Linked DNA regions of Homo sapiens: region 1 is linked to region 2. The links are chromatin loops, found by intact Hi-C in ENCODE. Cell type or tissue: CD4-positive, alpha-beta T cell. All regions are shown on one strand.

The links. A loop is a pair of places that touch in the nucleus more often than their neighbours do. Peaks named below come from ENCODE experiments on the same cell type or tissue, not always from the same donor. Only the 100,000 strongest peaks of a DNase experiment are listed, where the experiment ranks them.
Region 1: it touches region 2 in a loop (11-fold over the local background); 13 of 110 quality-filtered maps call a loop at or near these places.

What each region holds. Positions count from the first base shown.
Region 1 is chr6:31,387,682-31,390,181 of GRCh38, reverse strand. LOC124901300 (a long non-coding RNA gene) reads right to left here. Exons shown (of 3, transcript XR_007059542.1): 3 at 2,324-2,408. Among named protein-coding and RNA genes, the nearest start is that of MICA-AS1, 12 kb to the left of the region's middle. In CD4-positive, alpha-beta T cell, no CTCF peak of the experiment used is centred here; no DNase peak of the experiment used is centred here.
Region 2 is chr6:31,136,166-31,138,665 of GRCh38, reverse strand. It overlaps PSORS1C1 (psoriasis susceptibility 1 candidate 1), which reads right to left. Exons shown (of 6, transcript NM_014068.3): 4 at 207-236; 5 at 1-10. It overlaps PSORS1C2 (psoriasis susceptibility 1 candidate 2), which reads left to right. Exons shown (of 2, transcript NM_014069.3): 2 at 360-1,132. The coding sequence ends at 715. Among named protein-coding and RNA genes, the nearest start is that of PSORS1C2, 1.6 kb to the left of the region's middle. RefSeq lists an enhancer at 100-1,080. In CD4-positive, alpha-beta T cell, CTCF peaks have their summits at 882 and 1,084 (motif pointing left); DNase peaks (open chromatin) are centred at 605 and 1,025; H3K4me3 peaks cover 400 bases.

The sequences.
Region 1 (2,500 bases), 250 kb before region 2:
CTTTGTTTTGTGGTCTAAGTGGGAGCCCCACAGGCACCCAGGGTAGGAGAGCTTTGCTCAGAATCCAGGAAGTGAACATCTTTCCCTGGGCCAGGCCAAGAATGAGACTAAGCTGATTGAGGAGCCTGGTGCCTCCTGGCAAGAAAGGGTGTCTGACACCTGACTATCCAGAAGTCACAGCTACTCAATATTGAGACTTGAAACAGAGAGAGAGACAGAGAGAGAGAGAGAGACAGAGAGAGAGAGAGAGACAGAGAGAGAGAGAGAGACAGAGAGAGAGAGAGAGAGAGAGAGAGAGATCTGATTTGAAAAGCAGAATTCTGCTGGGGGCTTGTTAAATGCAGAGTTTCTGATACAGTAGGTCCAGGCCAGGCCCTGAAGATTGCATATCTAAGTTCCCAGGTGATGCCAATGCTGCTTCCCCCAGGACCACACTTTGAGAACCACCACCCTAAGGCAATCTGTGTTGGTTTCTAATATCAGAAGAGGGCTGGGAGTGGGCTGGGAGGCAGAGGTGTAGGATCAGTGCGACCACACCTGACCCACCCTGGACAGCTCCCCACCCCATTCTTGCAGCATTTTATTTCCTGGGAGTCCTGGGAATGGAAGACACCCAGGAAGGGACCAAATGTGGGGTCACAGGGTGATCCAGAGGCTCGGCTTCATACAGCACCTGGGGCTCCCGCCACTCCACAACTGGCCCCCACACCCTCAGTCTTCCCACCCCTCACGACACTGACCTCCAGACCTTCCTCGACTAATCTCAGCAGGTTGGGCCTGGGATGTGACACTAGGAGCTCTGAGTGTACCTTCTGATCCAAAGATAGGGTGACCGCGTATGACAAGTACTCAGATGGGCCATTAATAGGACCTTGAACATTTGGCAAATGGCTTCAGTCACGTGTGCTTGAGAATTCCAGTGTTTTCTAGATATGGCATCCATGAGCCCACACAAACACTGGAGGGCGTCGTGAGCATACTGAAACCCATAACTGCTGCACTGGATCCCCTAGAATCCCTTTCCCACTTAGACCAAGATTTGAACAAAATTTCCTTCACCAAACAAACTGCATTTAATTAATCATGCTGTTATTTTACCTTGTAATGGAAAAAAGACAGATGTAAAGAAAGATCATGCAATTAAAAAGAAAACAACGTACTGAATTAAAATGGCGGTAAACCTCCTTGTTAAAGGAATAACATAATATTTAGAAAATTTTTAAATTTTATTTCGATAAAGGTTAAAAAATTCCATTAGTTTTTAAAAAGTTTTTCATTTTGAATTTTTTGGGGGTTTGTTTGGTCTCCTTAGGAATTATCTTTTATTTCTTGATATAGTTCAAAATTCAAAATTCAAAATGTTCAAAAGGTAAAATGTCTCTCTCTTACCCTGTCTCATCCCCAACAGGCAACCAAGGATATTAACTTCTTGCTTATTCTTCCAAATATATTTTATGCATATGCAAGCAAATATAAATGTGTACATATATATCCTTTGTCCCTTTTCACACAAATTTTAGCAGACTCTATATGTTATTCTACACCTTGCTTTATTTCTTCATGAGGGAATATCAAGAGTTTTCTATGTCTTTCTTCTTTTGTGTTAAATGTTTGTAGACTCTGCCGTGTAGCTATGCAGTGCTTGTTTGGGTTTTCTTAAGAAGGGAGGCCTCCTTATGTTACCCAGAGTGGAGTAGAGTGTATTCACAGGTGAATGCTACTGTGCCCAGCTTGCAATGCTTTTTTAACCAGTCCCCTAGTGACAGACATTTGGATTATTTTTTCTTTTATCTGTCATTTTCTTTCTTCTTTTCTTTTTGCTTTTACAAACAGGGTTGCAACATATAATTCTGAATACAGTCATTTTTCAGGAATGCAGGTGTGTTTTGGACACATTTCTAGAAGTGGGACTACTGGGTGTATGCATTTTTAATTTGGACAGAAATAGCCATACTGCCTTTCCTGAAAACATTTCCAGTTTGCAGGCCCATCTGCAGTATATCAGAGTACCTGTTTTGGTACCATTATTTTTTTGATTATAGAAATATGTAGAGATATATATTTGGGAGCCATCTGTGTCTAGATGATATTTAAAATCCTGAGAGTGGAGGACACCGGAGTGATTAGGAAGGTAGTAACACCCCAGAGTGCTCCAGCATCTACAGCAAAAGGAGCCAATGAAGGGGGACTGAGGAGGAGCAGCCAGTTGGGGAGGAAGAGAACTTGACCTGTAAAATGTCAAAGAAGATTTTAAAGCGGGGAGCTGATACAACCTCTTCAGAGAACAATTTGACATCCTATAACACCACATGGTAAAAGCACAGTAATCCCATTCCTACATCCATATCTTGGGGAACTCACACAGGGGACCAGAGAGAGATGACCCAGGATGTTCATTGTGGCAGTGTCTGTAACAGAAACAAGCTAAAGGTCACGGACAGAAGAGATAAATTGTGGGATATTCCTCCCATGAATACTATCCAGAACTGAAAACAAAGTA
Region 2 (2,500 bases):
GTCTGTGTGCCTGGGGGCCAAGGTGTAACCCACTTTGGGTTGCAGGTTGGCCTGAGGACAAAGCTAGTGGGGTACCCCAACCAGGGGTGGATGGAGCTTATTTGGAGAAGTCTGGTCAGTTTAAAGTGGGTCAAGTGAACGGTTCAGATCCATCGGGGGTAGGGGTTCATGACATTTTACCATCAGTTAAGTATTTACAAACCTACCGAGAGCTCTTTGAGAGTGACTTTTTTGGTCTGTTTGTGGGTCAGTTCAGGCTGCGTCCATCCAGACAGGCTCCTCCTCCTGGGGCTGGGGCTGGGTGGGGCTGGGGAGAGAAGCCCTCACCACCTCTTACCTTTCTCCTTCCTCCTTTACAGGCATCTCAGGCAGCGAGGGCCACCCCTCTCACCCACCCGCAGAGGACCGAGAGGAGGCAGGCTCCCCAACATTGCCTCAGGGCCCCCCAGTCCCCGGTGACCCTTGGCCAGGGGCACCCCCTCTCTTTGAAGATCCTCCGCCTACCCGCCCCAGTCGTCCCTGGAGAGACCTGCCTGAAACTGGAGTCTGGCTCCCTGAACCGCCTAGAACGGATCCTCCTCAACCTCCCCGGCCTGACGACCCTTGGCCGGCAGGACCCCAGCCCCCAGAAAACCCCTGGCCTCCTGCCCCTGAGGTGGACAACCGACCTCAGGAGGAGCCAGACCTAGACCCACCCCGGGAAGAGTACAGATAATGGAGTCCCCTCAGCCGTTCTGTTCCCAGGCATCTCCAGGCACCCACGCCCTCTCCACCCTCTGATTCCCCGTGAATTCTTCCCAATTTAGCCTGTCTCCTTAAACCTCTTCCTCATTCCCTCGGTTTTATTCTGAACCCGTAAGGTGGTGTTCTCAATATTTCCTGTCCCCTCCTGAGATCCATACTTAGTCCTCACATCGCCCGTTTTTTCCTCTGACAGCCTAAGCCTACTCTCCTACCTCGCCTCCAGGCCTCGGCCGCACCTACCTCCCACCCGGTCTTCCTGCCCGCGCGATCGCTGGGGCAGGGCTATGGTACTGTGTTCCCTTCTGCCACCTGGTGGCCGGCGGCAGGAACTATCAGTAGACAGCTGCTGCTTCCATGAAACGGAAAAATAAAAATCATGTTTTCTTAATTCTGAATCTAGGCTGCTGCTTTAACTAACACTTAGGGTCTTTTTTATTTATTTTTATTTATTTGTTTTTTTCTTTTTTTGAGACGAAGTCTCGCTCTGTCGCCCAGGCTGGAGTACAGTGGCACGATCTCGGCTCACTGCAAGCTCCGCCTCCCGGGTTCACGCTATTCTGCCTCAGCCTCCCGAGTAGCTGGGACTACAGGCGCCCGCCACCACGCCAGGCTAATTTTTTGTATTTTTTAGTAGAGGCGGGGTTTCACCGTGTTAGCCAGAGTGGTCTCGATCTCCTGACCTCGTGATCTGCCCGCCTGGGCCTCCCAAAGTGCTGGGATTACACGCGTGAGCCACAGCGCCCGGCCTCTTTCTTCTTTTTCTTTCTTTTTTTTTTAGACGGAGTCTCACTCTATGCCCAGGCTGGAGTGCAATGGCACGATCTCGGCTCACTGCAACCTCCGCCTCCCGGGTTCAAGCCATTCTCCTGCCTCAGCCTTCTGAGTAGCTGGGATTACAGGTGCGCACCACCATGCCCGGCTAATTTTTGTATTTTAGTAGAGATGGGGTTTCACCATGTTGGCCAGGCTGGTCTCGAACTCCTGACATCGTGATCTGCCCACCTCGGCCTCCCAAAGGGCTGGGATTACAGGCGTGAGCCACCGTGCCCGGCCAACACTTATGTTTTTGACTATTAGGATGCCCTCTTCACAGTCCTAAACTTACGGAGACCTGGAAGTAACTTGAGTTCCTATCTTGCCCATGTCCAGCATGTAAGGCTCTGGGGCTTAGCAGGAGGAGGGTTGGAAATGTCACTATGCAAGTCACAATAACATTCAGGCCCACATTTCTCCCTTTCTGAGAACACTATATTAAAGAATGGGAAGGCAAGTTTCATCTCTGTTTAATGGCCTATGGCTTGGATACCCCTAGTGGTATATGCAAACCTTCCCAGGGGTGTGTCGGCAGGACCAGTTTTAAGGGAATCAGTTTCCAGATTAATATGTGCCCCCCGCTAGAATGAATCTCCTGCTTGTCCTGGGCCTGACCAGAGTGCCCTTCCCAGAGCCGCCAAAGGTCAATAGGAAACAAATCAACCTTTCCCATCTCATTAAGAGATTCATTTTCTTTCTTTTCTTTTTTTTTTTTTTTGAGACGTATTATCTCTCTGTCGCCCAGGCTGGAGTGCAGTGGCACGACAGATATCAGCTCACTGCAACCTTCGCCTCCTGGATTCAAGTGATTCTCCTGCCTCAACCTCCCGAGTAGCTGGGATTACAGGTGTGTGCCACCACACCCAGATAAGTTTTCTATTTTTAGTAGAGATGGGATTTTGCCATGTTGGCCAGGCTGGTCTCGAATTCCTGATCTCATGGG